Regions from separate parts of the Homo sapiens genome. Here region 1 is linked to region 2. The links are chromatin loops, found by intact Hi-C in ENCODE. Cell type or tissue: PC-9. All regions are shown on one strand. Each heading gives the region's core, and the rest is flanking DNA. Links, peaks and the distances in the headings are about the cores only. Region 1 overlaps SPP1 (secreted phosphoprotein 1). Region 2 has its middle 7.4 kb from the start of PIGY.

Evidence for each region. Hi-C counts contacts between places; a loop is a spot of excess contacts. Peaks named below come from ENCODE experiments on the same cell type or tissue, not always from the same donor. Only the 100,000 strongest peaks of a DNase experiment are listed, where the experiment ranks them.
Region 1: a loop joins it to region 2, with 30 times the contacts of the local background. A loop is called at or near these places in 2 of 110 quality-filtered maps.

Annotation. Positions count from the first base shown.
Region 1 is chr4:87,981,330-87,989,836 of GRCh38, reverse strand. SPP1 (secreted phosphoprotein 1) reads right to left here. Exons shown (of 7, transcript NM_001040058.2): 6 at 8,039-8,362; 7 at 6,426-7,345. The coding sequence ends at 6,941. Among named protein-coding and RNA genes, the nearest start is that of SPP1, 9.9 kb to the right of the region's middle. In PC-9, for the core only: CTCF peaks have their summits at 3,837 and 4,036 (motif pointing right); no DNase peak of the experiment used is centred there.
Region 2 is chr4:88,512,109-88,520,738 of GRCh38, reverse strand. No RefSeq gene overlaps it. Among named protein-coding and RNA genes, the nearest start is that of PIGY, 7.4 kb to the left of the region's middle. In PC-9, for the core only: a CTCF peak has its summit at 4,895 (motif pointing right); a DNase peak (open chromatin) is centred at 4,908.

The DNA.
Region 1 (8,507 bases), core at 508-8,507, 530 kb after region 2:
GGGGAATACATTCACCTCATAACAGTAGTCTTCCTCTATTAGCCCTTTAATGGCTGCGGGATCTCCCCTGTTTAATTCCCGATATGGGAGATTTGTGTCTTCTCTCTTTTTACCTGTGTCCATCTCACTAGAAGATTTTCAATTTTATTAATTTTTTTTACAAAAACCAGCCTTTTGTTTAATTTTCTCTGTTGCTTTCCTGTTTTCAATTTCATTGGTTTTCACTGATATCTTTACTATTTCCCTTCTTCTGCCTATGATGGTTTGTTTGGCTTTTCTTCTAGTTCCCTGAGATTGGAACTTGGGTCATTTATTGGACCCTCACCACCCCCCGAGGGGTCTCAGGAGGCACCGCGAGGTCCAGCCTGGCTGCATTCTGCATGGTGTCAGCTCCTGCCCTGCTTCCTCTCCACCGCCTGTATCTGGAATGATAAAGAAGATGATGTATGGGAAATTCAAGTATTTGAGCTATACCTAGAGTAAGCCCTCCCCTCCCTCTTTCTCCCAACCTTCAAAAAGTTAGCGGTATCATTTCCTTACAAGAATTTTGTTCTTTTACTCAATAATAACTTCAAAATGAAACCTCGATACATTATAAATGATGTCAGTAATACTAAGGACACCTTTGGCACCCTACTTTTAGATTTCCCCTTAGGTCTGCCCCACATTTTTTTGGTGGAGCCTCAGAGGCCACCGCTCTTTTCTCTTTCTGGTTGCTGATCTATGCTCTTTCAATGTGACTAGAAGAGCAGATTCAGCTACATAGGTCTTTGGGACTTACGTGTTTGCATCTTTGGGGGAATGTTATCAGAAATTTGGATCTAATATGCAATATCCATCTACACTCTGGATTAAAATAATCACATTGGATTAGTCAAACACGAGTCACTGTGGTATTTAGAATAAAATAGATAAGTCAAAGAGTCTGCATTGAAATAACGTTGAAGTTCAACTTGCAATGTTTTAGAGAATGCATGCTTTCTGGATGTTTTGAGCGGAGAATATAATTATGCTTCAGTAAGTGAGCTACTAAATTGAAGAAGTATAAAAAACTACCTTATGAAATTGTGAAGTAGAAAACAATCTTTTCTTTAATGTCTACAAATAGGTTTTTAAGGTCCTTTTTGCATGCTCAGTACAGGTCAATATCAGAATTGCTCATTATAGTTCTTTGCCTCTGCCTTGCTCCACTGACAAAGCTGAATCCCATGGAAACTTGGCCATTATGCTATAATTGCAATCAAACAGGATTTGGAGCAATTGTTACTAGAAACTTGAAAAACTGGGGGTGGCAGAGGAGAAAAGGCTATGCCAGGAACCAGGACAAATACTTTGATTCACAGTTAGGCCATATCATTGCCATGGGCAAGGGATGAAAAGATTGTTTGACTAAAGAAGACCTGCATCAAAGGGAGTATCTACAGGGTTATTGAAAAACGCATAGGTGATGGGAAATTGGTCTTGACACTTTTTTTATTTATAAAAATTTATGAATGCCTTTTTTATGATCTTGTGAGGTGAATAATGAGGGAATTGTTCTGAGACTTTTATACCTATGTCTGAGACACTATCTGATGGACATTATTCATTGTACATTTTTCTGTTCTCCCTGCTCTATCCTCCTACTTCCAATTTTTGGAACATTTTTAAACCTTGAGAAAAGTTAAAAGAATAATATGCTTTTCCCCATAGTTTCTTCTCTTTCTGTATACCTTTTTTCTGACTTCTTACTAATTTTTTTCCCCTGATGACAGCCTACCGTTGAATTTTTTTTTAACACTGTAGAAACAGCCTTTATTGGTTGCAACATGGATTGGAAGAGGAGGGTGTATGATAGCTCCCACTCCTGGGGCAGCACCCACAGACTCAGTCGCCACTTTCCAAAAAGCTAAAAAGAAATCTTATTGTGTATATTTAAGGTATACAACATAATGTTATGGGATACATATAGACAGAAAAATGGCTTCTGTAGTGAAGCAAATTAACATACCCATCATCTCCTATAGATAGCCTTTTTTATGTGTGTGGCAAGAGCAGCTAAAATCTACTCATTTAGCAGAAATCCCAAATACTGTACAATTTTATTAATAGTAGTCCTCATGTTGTACACTGGATCTCTAGACTTGCTTATTCCCCATGTCTGCTACTTTGTAACCTCTAACCTACATCTTCACATTTCCTCTCCCAGTCATTATTTTCTGAACCGCTGGAAAGTAAATTACAAAAACCATGGCACTTCATCCCTAAATATTTCATTATACTTCTCTCAAGAGTAAGAACATTCACTTTCATGTACAATGCAATGATCACATCTAAGAAAATTATCAGTAATTTCACAATATCATTTAATATACTGTGTATATTCAGATTGCCACAATTGTCCCCAAAAGGTTTTTTATGGCTGTGTGTCTTTTTCAATCCAGGAGCCAATCAAGGTTCATGTTTTACCTTTTTTTTTTGAGACGGAGTTTCACTCTTGTTGCCCAGGCTGGAGTGCAATGGTGCAATCTCGGCTCACCGCAACCTCCACCTCCTGGGTTCAAGCGATTCTCCTGCCTCAACCTCCCGAGTAGCTGGGATTACAGGCATGTGCCACCACACCTGGCTAATTCTGTATTTTTAGTAGAGAAGGGGTTTCTCCATGTTGGTCAGGCTGGTCGGGTACTCCCAACCTCAGGTGATCTGTCCTTCTCAGCCTCCCAAAGTGCTGGGATTACAGGCATGAGCCACCACGCCCGGCCCATGTTTTACTTTTTATACCTGGTATATTTTTTAATCTATTTTATACCTGGTATATTTTTAATCTAGAATACTATCTCCTCTCTTGCCCTTTTTCTCTCATCAAATTGTCTGTTTTGTAGGATTGGCAGATTTAGAAAATTTAGAAAAGGATGCTCAGTTAACCTGAATGTCAAATAAACAATGAATCATCTTTTAGCATAAAATGTCCCGTGCTCATACTAAAAGCTAATTTGTTATTTATCTGAAAATCAAATTTAACTCAGTATCCTGTATTTTATCTAACAACTCTGCTTTTTAAAAAGTTCAGACTGCCGGGTGCGGTGGCTCATGCCTGTAATCTCAGCTACTGGGGAGGCTGAGGCAGGAGAATCACTTGAACCCGGGGCCGGGGGGAGGTTGCAGTGAGCCGAGATCTCGCCACTTCATGCCAGCCTGGGTGAAAGAGCGAAAATCCGTCTCAAAAGATAAAAAAAAAAAAAAGCTCAGACCAGTTCTATTATAGAGTAGCTCAAATTCTGGATTTGCTTGTTTTCTAGTCATTTGATTTTGTAAACATTTTTTACAAAAATTTCTAGATGATGTTGCATATTTCTTATTGCCTCACACTGGGTGGTACGTATCTACAAGTCTCATTAATTACTGGCTAAAGACGGTGACTGCAAATCTCTCTGGTTGAAAGCACTTTCTTTCTTTTGGAATTATTAAATAATTGTGGAGTAATATTCTGAGAACAGGTGAATACTCTGAGACCAGGTGAGATGTTCTCAATCATCTTCTGCACAATAATTTTAACATTCATTAGTGATCACTTCCTCAATTATTTCCTTGTGGGTTATGAAATAATTTTTTAATGTTAGCATTCCTTCTAGTTTTATTACTAGCTGGCATTCATCTGTAAAGAAGAATTTTCCTTCTTTAATGCTCTTTTGTAGTATCACTATATACTAGTGGAATTTTAAAAATTCAATTTGTTATAATTCGTTACTGTCGTTATTCTGTTATTGCTCAAATTACGCCAGTTTTGGCCAATGGAAGCCCCTTGCAAGTCTGCTCTTTGGTCCCTTGGATATAACCCCATTTTGTCCTTTCGTGCTTGCTTTCATCCTATCATGAAAAAATGTCCCAGGCTCATTTTTGTGCTCTTGTTGTCTAGGAGGAATCAGCCTTTTCCCCTGTCAGTTTTGTGCCTCCCTGCTCCAAATCCATTGTCTCTGCCCTGCTCTGTGATACTGCTGGAGATGGACCCTGTGAACGTGCTTCCTTTGCCAACTGGCACAGTGGCAAGCTTTGTCAGTAGAGGGCACTGGAGGGACACTGCTGTGCACACAGAGCACCTTGTGGCACTCACCCTCCAGCTAGCCTCCTGCTCAGCTGGCCTGCCCCATGGTTTTCCTTCTTTGCTGGCCTCAGTCTGCTGGAACCCCTGTGGGAAGTCTCTTGTTTTCCAACTTGAGCCCACCAGTTGGACCACTGTGGACCAGCTCTGACTCAGGATAACACAGCAGACTTCTCTGCCATCCCTTGGGCTGTGACTGTACCCTTTCCAGTGAAGTCTGAATCTCAGGAGAGGGCCTCTCCTTTTGCAAGTTGTTCCTTATATGGGCACTTTCAGCCCCATGGTATTGTTAATGTTCTCTTATTTCTCTTATTCTCTCTGGTTATTCTCCTCTTTCTAGTTAATAATTCTTTAAATTAAATTTTCCCTGTTCAAATGACTGGTCTCTTTTCTGTCTTCTGAATGAACCCTGACTAATAGAGAAGTGATGCAGGGAATAGTTGTTAAATAGTACCACTATTCAAATAAGTGATTCCAGGAGTAACTTGGTCATGCCCTTGGATTTGAGCACAGTGCCAAGCCCCTTGCCAAGCATGTGGGAACAACACCATCAATCCAGCCATCACCTGCAGGTGAGTGTGAGGAAGTGCCCACTGCAGCAAGTATGCTGGGAGCCTAAGGGGCTGCTGCACCTGACTAATGATATCTACAAGGACTATGGCATGGCATTGTCTTCTCATCATTAGAAGAGGTTTCTCCACACCCAGACTGTGAAGTTACTCACTCATGTATTTATCTAATATCTTTATAGTTTCCTTTTAAATTTATTGATTATTTAAAAAATTGATATGCAATAGTTGTCTGTATTTTGGGGGCACATATGATGTTTTTGTGTGTGCATATAGTGTGTAATGATCCAATGAGCATAACTGAGATATCCATTTCCTCAAACATTTATCTTTGCTTTATGTTGGGAACACTTGAATTCTTGTCTTTTAGGGTTTTTAACAAATGTATATACAGTAAATTATTGATAGTTACCCTACTGTACTGTCAAATGCTAGATCCTATTTCTTCTACCTAACTGTATATTTGTACCCATTAATCAACTTTTCTTCATCTGCCCCTTACCCTCACCCTCCCCAGCCTCTTGTAGAACCACCAATTTACAGTCTATCTCTATGTGATCCACTTTTCTAGCTACCACATATGGGTGAGAACATGCGATATTTGTCTTTTTGTGCCTGTCTTATTTCACTTAATATAATGACCTCCAGTTCCATCCATGTTGCTGCAAATGACAGGATTTAATTTCTTTTTATGGTCAAATAGTACTCCATTGTGTGTATATACCACATTTTCTTTATCTATTCATCATGAGGGACATTTACATTTATTGCACATCTTGGCTATTGTGAATAGTGCTGCCATAAACATTGAAGTTCAGATATCTCTTCCACATATTGATTTGCTTTCTTTTGGTTATATGCTCAGCAGTGGGATTGCTAAATAATATGGTAGTTCTATTTTTGTTTTTTTGAGAAGTCTCCATACAGTTTTTCATAGTGGCTGTACTAATTTACAGTTCTCACCAGTGTACGAGTGTCCTTCTTTCCCCGAATCCTGGCCTGTGTCTGTTATTTTTTGTCTCTTTGATAAAAGCCATTTTAGCTTGGGTGGGATGATATCTCATTGTGGTTGTGATTTGCATTTTCCTGGTGATTAGTGATGTTGAGCATTTTTCTGTATACCTGTTGGCCATTTGCATGTCTTCTTTTGAGAAATGTCTATTCAGATTTGTGCCCATTTTAAATTGGATTATTTGAGTTGTCTTTTTTTTTCTTTTTTTTTTGATATTAAGTTGTTTGAGTTCCTTATGTATTCTGGATTTTAATTCCTTCTTAGATGTATAGTTTGTGCATGTTTTCTCTTGGTATTTTTGACAACATAGGCGAACCTAGAGGATGTTAAGTTAAATAAGCCAAGCACAGAAGGAAGAGTACTGCATGATCTCACTCATATGTGGAATCTAGAAAAGTTGACCTCATAGAAGTAGAGAGTAGAATAGTGATTACCAGCGGCTGGGAGAGTGGGAAGGTGGATGAGGGGAGGTTAGTCAATGGGTACAAAGTTACAGTTAGCTAGGAGGAATAAATTCTAGTATTCTATTGCAAAGTAGCTTGGCTATAGTCAATAATAATGTATTGTATACTTCAAAATAGCTAGAAAAGAGGATTGAATGTTCTCAGCACAAATAAATGACAAGTGTTTCAGGTGATGGATATGATAATTACCCTTTGATAATTATACAATGTATATATGTAACAAAACATCACACCGTACCCCATAAATATGTACACTTATTATGTATCAATTGAAACCAAAATAAACCTTTAAAAACATTATATAGGCAGTAAAAAAGGTTATGTTTTATTAATTGCTGGACAACCGTGGGAAAACAAATAAGCAATTGACACCACCAAATTCTTATTACATTCAAGATAAAAGATTTATTCACACCACAAAAAGATAATCACAACAAAATATACACTAACTTAAAAAACAAAAGATTATAGTGACATAAAATGTTATATTCTCTTTTTAAGTGGGTAAAAGTATTTTGTTTGCTTCTACATAAATTTCTATTCATGAGAGAATAACAAATATTAAAATACAGTGATAGTTTGCATTTCTTCTATAGAATGAACATAGACATAACCCTGAAGCTTTTAGTTTACAGGGAGTTTCCATGAAGCCACAAACTAAACTAATTATCAAACACATTAGTTATTTCCAGACTCAAATAGATACACATTCAACCAATAAACTGAGAAAGAAGCATTTCATGTTCTCTTTCATTTTGCTATAAAGCATTTTTTCTTTTGACTAAATGCAAAGTGAGAAATTGTATTTTTTCTCCTTTTAATTGACCTCAGAAGATGCACTATCTAATTCATGAGAAATACGAAATTTCAGGTGTTTATCTTCTTCCTTACTTTTGGGGTCTACAACCAGCATATCTTCATGGCTGTGAAATTCATGGCTGTGGAATTCACGGCTGACTTTGGAAAGTTCCTGACTATCAATCACATCGGAATGCTCATTGCTCTCATCATTGGCTTTCCGCTTATATAATCTGGACTGCTTGTGGCTGTGGGTTTCAGCACTCTGGTCATCCAGCTGACTCGTTTCATAACTGTCCTTCCCACGGCTGTCCCAATCAGAAGGCGCGTTCAGGTCCTGGGCAACGGGGATGGCCTTGTATGCACCATTCAACTCCTCGCTTTCCATGTGTGAGGTGATGTCCTCGTCTGTAGCATCAGGGTACTGAATCACGGCACAAATGAAGAATAATTATATGAACGGCTAGGGATGGGAATATGGTAATCCTTTTCCACTCTCTAGCTTTTAGGTCATCTTATACTAAAAATTGTCTAAATCTGGCTGAAATAATACTAGCATGTTACTTTGTATAGTACTTTACCAAGGCCTTTCACATATGTCATCTCATTTAGTTTAATAACTACATCACTTACATATGTAATGAAACCTATGAGGTAGGTTTCATTATATTGAAACCTACATAAAGAGGAAGTGAATTGTTAGTTAAAAAGTAAAGAGAATAGTAAACGGCAAGGCTATGTCAAATCCAGATTCTGTGACTAAGGATTCAGTGTAATTTGCAACTACAATTCCTCTTAGGTATTTAACTTCAAAACATGACCATTATTTTTTTTAAATAATTGGTGTTTTCCATTTATTTTAATCTGAAAATAAGTGATCCAGGATTTCAAAAAGTAGAATTGTGTTTGAGAATCAAATCTAGAGAGAAATTATGTAGACTTACAAAAACCGCCAAGCAGAAAAAGATTTGTATTCAATGGTCATAAAGTAGAATATGAATGAATTCTTGCTGAATGGATGAATGAATGGATGAATGAATGAATGAATATGCAAACTGTGGTTTCCTAGACTTGAGCGCTAGTCAGAACCATCAGGTGTGTCTGTTAAAGGATTTACCTGGATGTCAGGTCTGCGAAACTTCTTAGATTTTGACCTCAGTCCATAAACCACACTATCACCTCGGCCATCATATGTGTCTACTGTGGGGACAACTGGAGTGAAAACTTCGGTTGCTGGCAGGTCCGTGGGAAAATCAGTGACCAGTTCATCAGATTCATCAGAATGGTGAGACTCATCAGACTGGTGAGAATCATCAGTGTCATCTACATCATCAGAGTCGTTCGAGTCAATGGAGTCCTGGCTGTCCACATGGTCATCATCATCTTCATCATCCATATCATCCATGTGGTCATGGCTTTCGTTGGACTTACTTGGAAGGGTCTGAAAATTAAGATGGCCGGGAAAATTAATATATGGGTTTTTATTTTCCCTTAGCCTTTATAGCACATTAGTCTTTTACTATCTTTCTTTTTATTTAGTTTCAGAATCTTTGCATTCACAGTACATACCATGGCTTTTAGGAGCT
Region 2 (8,630 bases), core at 501-8,500:
ACGTTAATGGCCCCTGATTTTCTAGAACTTTCAACAAGACTAATCAAGCATAGTACAATACTTCTGAAATATAGTGTGTTTCAGTAGTTAACCCAAAGAAACCTAAGAACTGAATACAAACTTTATTTTTATTGGAATCTTATGTTAACAGAAACCTTAAACAGTGATTCTTCTGCATCAAAAAATTAAAACATGTTAGATGTGTTTTCTTTTGAATTCAAGGTATACTGTAGTACAAACAACATGTTAAAATTACCCTATGGCAACATACAGATAACCTGAAAGACTACAGGTTCCCAGGTATTTCCTGAAGAGTTGTTCTTTTCAATTAACCCTAAATCTCACACTTAACCAAGTCAGGGAAAAGGAAACAATTCTGAAAAACAAGTACATACTATATCTCAAGAAGTCAATTTCAATTTCAGCATTTGGAAGTTGAGTGTTTTACTATTTCAGGAAACACTGACAAGAATGCCCTGGGGGGGTTTAGTATTTAACACCATCCCCTCACTAATAGAATTTATTTAGCAATCAGTTGTTACAGTATAAACATATACCAGGTACAATTATAAACACAGTGCTGTGTCTTCAATCGTATAACCCTAAAGAGTAGGTAATATTGGCACCATTTTACAGATAAGGAAACAAGCACAGAGAGATTAAGTGACTTACCCAAGGTAACATAGCTAATAATTGGATGGAAATGTAAACCATCTAGCCATCTGGCTTCAGTCTTAACTACCAAGCCATGTGCCACTTTATTTTGGGCTATTTGGTCCTTTCTATTTACAAGAAAAACAGAGAAATCAAAATGCTTAGTTTCTAATTCTTATTCAAGATTGGACTAGGTGACCACCCAATCCCCTCCTTTTTTTTTTTTTGAGACAGGGTCTTACTCTGTTGCCCAGGCTGGAGTGCAGTGGCATGGTACGATCATGGCTCACGGCAGCCTCCACCTCCTGAGTTCAAGTGATTCTCCCACCTCAGCCTCCCAAGTAGCTGGGACTACAGTCATGTGCCACCATGCCTGGCTAATTTTTTTTTTGTATTTTTTTGTAGAGATGGGGTTTCACCATGTTGTCCAGGCTGGTCTCAACTCCTGGGCTCAAGCGATCCACCCGCCTCGGCCTCCCAAAGTGCTGGGATTACAGGAGTGAGCCACCGCACCCAGCCAGTACCCTTCTTATTGCTTAAGGCACCGTATGCTTTATTCTAGCACTTAACCTTGTGCTGCAATTGTCTGGTTTTTGTCTCCTGTCTATACAGTAAATGCTGAACATTTTAAATCTAATGTTTAGCACAGAGCAGGCACTAAGTGCCTCCTGAGTGAACACATGGCTCTGAGAAGCCTTATAACTTCAGCCAGTTACTTAGCATTCTGGGCCTCATTTTTAGGGCTAAAAAGTCCTTACCCTTGTTTCATAAAATGGTGAGGATGAAATAAAATTTTACCTGCGAGGGTACTTTGTAAAGAACTAAGTGATACTTCTAGAGACCACGTGAGGAACTTTGTGGACCCATTCACCAGGGAAACAAGCCTAACTAGTGAAAATTATAAACAAAACAACCATTTAAATGGTCTGGAAATTGTCCTAAAGGCATACAGCTCATTAAATGAAGAAACATTCAAGGAAACCTACTGAAACTTAATAAGAACAGCAAGTTTTTGTCATCTGACCCACCAACCACTTGTTTTCTGCTCCCTCTGTTTGGCGATGGCCACTCCAGGAGAGTGTAATCAAGAACACGGGGCTCGCTCTTCCCCCAGCTCCTAGTTGAGGGTTATGGTACCTCCTCGGAGGCATAGGCCATCAGCATAGTAAAGGTAATTATGTAATTATAAAAGACAGTATAAATGCGTGTTTTGTCATTCTTATTTATAGGGCAATTATATAAAAAAACCATGTTTATGCAAGATGCATTGTATTTGGGAGCCTGTAACATATATAACATATTTAGCATTAACATCACAAAGGAAATGGAGGTAAGCAAAGCTGTATTTGCAGTATGAAAATGATACCAGATAGTAACTTGAATTCATAAAAATACATGAAGAGAACCATAAGAGATAAATAATGTAATGAATGCTATAAATATATACTTGCTGTCCTTTTCTCAGTTTAAGATACATCAGATTATATAAAATAATTATAACTAAGTATTGAGTTTGTAACATACAGATGTGATTACATAACAATAGCACAGCAAGAGGAAAAAAGGAATTGAGCACTTGATATGTGGCTAGATAAAAGTAATGCTTCTATATCTTATCGACACTTTTTTGTTGTTGCTGTTGTTTGAGACAGAGTCTCACTCTCACCCAGGCTGGAGTGCAGTGGCACGATCTCTGCTCGCTGCAACCTCCGCCTCCTGGGTTCAAGTGATTCTCCTGTCTCAGCCTCCCCAGTAGCTGGGATTACAGGGGTGCACCACCATGCCTGGCTAATTTTTGTGTTTTTAGTAGAGACGAGGTTTCACCATGTTGGCCAGGCTGGTCCTGAACTCCTGATCTCAAGTGATCCACCCTCCTCTGCCTCCCAAAGTGCTAGAATTACAGGAGTGAGCCACCATGCCCAGCCTCTTATTGACACTTTTATGAACAGATCAGCAGTTTTAAAAGACCTCTTAAGCCTTCATACACTGCTGGTGAGAATATAAAATGTTGCAGCTTCTTTGGAAAACAGCAAGACCACAAAAGGTCAAATGTAGAGTTGCCACATGACGCAGCAATTTTACTCCCAGGTATATACTCAAGAGAAGTGAGAACTTAAGTATTCACGACAGCTTGTATGCAAATGTTCATAGCAGCATCATTTAGGATAGCCAAAAAGTAGAAACAACCCAAACGTCCATAAACTGATGAATAGATAGATAAAATGTGATATGAATATAATGAAATAATATTTGGCAATATAAAGTGATAAAGTACTGATATATGCTAGACTATGGATGAACCTTGCAAACATCATGCTAAGTCATAGAAGCCAGTTACGAAAGGTCACATAGTCTAATTTCATTTATTTGAAATGTCCATAATAGTCAATCTCTACAGACAGACAGTAGATTAGTAGCTGCATAGAGCTGGAGAAGAAGGGGGAGATTGTGCAGTTTTGGCTAAAGGGTACAAGGTTTCTCTTTGGGGTGATAAAAATGTTCTAAAATGGACTATGGTGGCAATTTGGGAGGCCAAGCTGGGAGGATCACTTGAGCCCGGGAGTTCGAGACCAGCCTGGGCAACATAGGGAGACCCTGTCTCTACAAAAAACTAAAAATCTAAAAAAAAAAAAAATTAGCTGGGCATGGTGGTATGTGCCTGTGGTCCCAGCTACTCAGGAGGCTGAGGTGGGAGAATCCAGCCCAGGAGGTCAAGGATGTGGTGAGCCATGATCATGCCACTGCACTCCAGCCTGGGCAACCGAGCAAGACCCTGTCTCAAAAAAAAAAACAAGAAAAACCCCAAACAGAAAAATTGACTATGGTGATGCTTGCACAATTCTGTGAAGATACTAAAAACCATTGAGTTGTACACTATATATGGCTGAGTTACATGCTATGTGAATTATATCTCAATAAAGTTGTTAGAGGAAAATTAAAAAAGCAGTATCTCAGTGTCCAGCCTAAGGCTCAGTGGTTCCAGGTCACTTGCTGGAGGTCAGATGCTGGTTAGAGGCATGGCCAAAAGTGAATGCAGGTCTTACGCCTTCTAAATTTTGTCCACCCATTGTGCTACTTCTAGTGACCCTATGAAATATGACACCCTGTATTGGGAATTCAACAGGTTTCTAGTGTTCCTTCCCAAGCTTCTCACTAGCAAATCATCCTGGCTTCATATCTGTTCACAGGGACACAAGCTGCCCATTACGTACCTCATGCTGCACGCCATGGCTTTGACCCCAACACTTCCATTTGTTACACTGTAAACCCACCATGAGGAACACTGCCTTATTCCTACATTAATGAAACTCTTCCCCACTCCTCCTCCTTCTCAATAATCCGCTGACTTCACAATGCCAGGGGACCTACTGCTTCCTTAGAGACTCTTAACAAGATTCTCTTTTTAAGTGTCCTCAGCTGCATCACTGACAAATCATCTTTAACCACGTTAATGAGATCCTTCCCACCAGCTCTAAATGAGAAATTCCCATCCTGAGGGAGCAAAACCTGGCCTATTGTGACCTACTGTCCTTCTTTATTTGCAGCCAATCCTGCAAAGAAGGGGATTTTTTTTTTTTTTTTTTTTTTTTTTTTTTTTTTTGAGACGTAGTCTCGCTCTGTCGCCCAGGCTGGAGTTCAGCGGCGCAATCTCGGCTCACTGCAAGCTCTGCCTCCTGGGTTCACGCCATTCTCCTTCCTCAGCCTCCTGAGTAGCTGGGACTACAGGCGCCCGCCACCACGCCCGGCCAATTTTTTGTATTTTTTAGTAAAGATGGAGTTTCACCGTGTTAGGCAGGATGGTCTCAATCTCCTGACCTTGTGATCCGCCCGCCTTGGCCTCGCAAAGTGCTGGGATTACAGGCGTGTATTTTTAGTAGAGACGGGGTTTCACCGTGTTAGCCAGGATGGTCTAGATCTCCTGACCTCGTGATCCGCCCGCCTCGGCCTCCCAAAGTGCTGGGATTACAGGCGTGAGCCACCGTGCCCGGCCCAAAGAAGGGGATTTTAAGGAGGCCCCTCTGAACTTGAGACTGCATCTGTAAGATGAAAATTATGATACCTACTTCCAGACCAAGGGAGAGTTTTAAATTAGGTAGAAAATGTAAAACTATCTAGAAGAGCCAAGAGCCACGGTAGATTCTCCCTACTGTGTGTAGTGGTGGAGAAAGCCTGTCCACTATTCCAAGTTTTGTCCCTCTTAGTGAAATGCTCCATTTGGAAGCGAGTGTTGTCTTCCGCATTTGCCACTAGATGGCACTTTTGGTTAACTCATGGGACCACTGGCAATTGATCCCTCAGAAGGAAGCAGAAAGACAAGTGCACTGCTGAAATGCAGAGCTAGGTAGCATCCAGCAGAATGCCATGACAGCCGACGTGAATCCTGAAAAATGAATAGGAATAACCAAGACAGAGGAGGAGGCAGAATTGAAGCGAGGAGGTGAGGAACAGGGAGAGATAGTGGTGCAATGGGAAGAGGGTTCCAGGCAAAAGAAAAAGCATGTGTGAAAACACAGAATAAGAGACTGGGCCCATTCAAGAAACTGAAATAGAATCATGGGCTGCTTAATGATGTTTCCAGTAACAACAGACCACATATACAACGGTAGTCCCATAAGATTATATTAGGAGCTAAAAATTCCTGTTGCCTAGTAGCGTCATAGCTGTCATAATGTTGTAAAGGAATTGCTTTATTTTTAAAATAAATTTAGTGTAGCCTAAGAGTACAGTGTTTATAAAGTCTACAGTGGTGTAATGTCCTAAGCCTTCACATTCATTCACCACTTACTCACTGACTTAGAGCCACTTCCAGTCCTGCAAACTCCATTCATGGTAAGTACCATTTTTTATCTTTTATATCATATTTTTACTGTACCTTTTCTATTTTTAGATATACAAATATTGACCATTGTGTTACAATTGCCTACAGTGTTCAGAACAGTACACATGCTGTACAGGTTTGTAGCATTGTGCAAACATCACAGAGTGTACTTACAAACACAGCGCGTAAGTATACTCTGTGATGTTTGCACAATAAGAAAATCGCCCAAACAGTGGGAGATGAGGCTGGAACTGTACACAGGGCACATCAAGAGGGATTCGGGAGCTGTAATAATAGTCAGTGTCAGTGAAATCGGAATTTATTACCTGACTTTTAAATTGTTTGGATTTGTGCAGCTGATAAACACTATGGCTCTTTTTCCCATAAAAAAGGAAAAAGAAAAAAAAGCACGTGCAGCATTCCAGAGGGTTTGTATGTTACAGATCCCTGCTGTGGCAAGTGTTCATACTTACAGTACAGTAAACACTTGTCACATGTAGATATTGAGTACTAGAAATGTGACTAATGTGACTGAGAATCTTTTACATTTATTGAATTTTTATTAAAGAGCCAATATAGGATGGCACAGTTCTAGACTGTTTTTCCCACTGCTGCCAATGAATGTGTTTACTTTTCAAAATTCTTCAAAGACAAAGCCTTACCTACAGAGGAGTCCAACTTATTGGATAGTGCAGATACAGATTTCCAGCTTCACAGGAAGCTCTGTTGGGCAGTGTTGGTCTAGATACAAGGAGAATGTTGAGAGGCTAATAAAGTGATGGGACAAGAGATTTTTTTTTTTTTTTTTTTTGAGACTGAGTCTTGCTCTCTCGCCCAGGCTGGAGTGCAATGGCACAATCTCAGCTCACTGCAACCTCCACCTCTCGAGTTCAAGCAATTCTCCTGCCTCAGCCTCCCGAGTAGCTGGGATTACAGGCACCTGCCACCGTACCCAGCTAATTATTGTATTTTTGGTAGACAGGGTTTCACCATGTTGGCCACGCTGGTCTCGAACTCCTGACCTCGGGTGACCCACCTGCCTCGACCTCCCAAAGTGCTGGGATTACAGGTGTGAGCCACTGCACCCAGCCAGTAGATGATGATCTTGAGCTTAGTGCACTGGCAGTAGTGGGGTTACAGAGATGTTAAAACTAAAATTATTAGAACTTGACTTGCATGTGGAATGTGGTAAAAGAGAGGGAGAAATGGAAGATAACTGTAGGCTTCTTCTTGAAGATATTGGTGGGATCACTCCAAGCTGTGAAATATGGAAAAACATTTTTGGAATAAAAAATGACAACTTTCTCCTTGCAAATGTTCAGATTACAGAGCCAAGGGGCATGCAGGTAGTGACATAGACTATATAGAAAAATGGCTATCGTGCTGGAATATATGAATTCCTTTAGGTCAGAGGTATAGCTCCAGGTATCACAGGTAGACCTCATCTATCAGCTTAAAGAGGAGACACGTTAGCCGCGGGCCCAGTAATAACTGAAGCCAGAGACTTGATCAGGAGTCCAGGGGTTGGGGGTGTAAGGATACAAAGGAAATGGAAAATAAGTCAAGAAAAGGAGAGCAACAGTCTCGTTTCAAGGAGAAAGTAGTCAACAGTTTCAAATGCAGTAGAAATGATTTAAGATGGAAATAACAAGTTTCTGTTGATTTTTACAACAAAAAAAGTCATCTGTGACATTTACTGGAGCAGTCTGAGTGGGAGAAGTGGGGGACTGGAGGGCAGATCACAGTGTCATGGAGAGATTAAGGCAGGAATTTCCTAATTGCAGATTTTTAGGAAAAAGAACAGGAAGAAGGAAAAGGGGGATTATATAATGAAGAGGAAAATTCTAAAATGTATTATCTTAATGGCAGAAATGTGGATATGGAAGAGCCTGTGGTGAAGCAATTGAAGATTAGAAGATACAGGAAAGCTGGCTGGGCATAGTGGCTCACGCCTGTAATCCCAGCACTTTGGGAGGCCAAGGTTGGTGGATCACCTGAGGCCAGGAGTTGAGACCAGCTTGGGCAACATGGCCAAACACTGTCTCTACCAAAAATATAAAAATTAGCTGGGTGTGGTGTGCATGCCTGTAATTCCAGCTACTTGGGAGGCTGAGGCATGAGAATCGCTTGAACCCAGGAAGCAGAGGTTGTGGGGAGGCAGAGGTTGTGGTGAGCCAGCATCGCACTACTGCATTCCAGCCTGGGCAATAGAGCGAGGCTCTGTCTCAAAAAAAAAAAAACAAAAACAAAAAAACCAAAACAAAACAAAAAAACAAAGATATAGGAAAGCATGGAGAAATGATGGAGGTCTTGGAGGCGGAAAGGAATGCAATCAGACACCTCTCCTCAGAGACAGGGAGGGAGAAAGAAACAAAGGGTGATAGAAGTGGGTTTATAGATGGCTAACAAGTAGGAAATTCCAGGCCTGGCGCGGTGGCTCACCCCTGTAATCCCAGCACTTTGGGAGGCCAAGGTGGGTGGATCACGAGGTCTGGAGATCAAGACCACCCTGGCTAACACGGTGAAACCCCATCTCTACTAAAAATAAAAAAAATTAGCCGGGCGTGGTGGCACGTGCCTGTAGTCCCAGCTACTCGGGAGGCTGAGGCAGGAGAATCGCTTGAACCCAGGAGGCAGAGGTTGCAGTGAGCTGAGATCGCGCCACTGCATTCCAGCCTGGGCAACGGAGTGAAACTCCATCTAAAAAAAAAAAAAAGAGTAGGAAATTCCAGAGGTAGACCCCACTCTATCAAGTTAGGTCTAATGGGTGGACATCACACACCAGGTACAACTATTGCTCTTTCTTCTATAACAAACATAATTTAGCACACATTTAAAAATATATATTAAATAAGATAGATTTTATTTTATCCCATTTTCTCTCTGCTTGAGAATATAAATACCACTTCATAACAGAGGAAAACATTTACTCACTGGTGTTGAATTTGTATCTTGTCTTATTATTAATTTGTTTTATTGTGTTAGCAAATGAAAGACACTGTTCATTTTCTACCTATTGTGAGCTATCCTTCAAATACTTTCAGGTTGCATGTTTTATAGGTTGGCCTTGAATATCTTATTTTATTAATCATAATTGGACTCTTGTACCCTCTTAACAGACCATTGTCTTTAACCAGTTTCAAAAACTTGTTCCTCT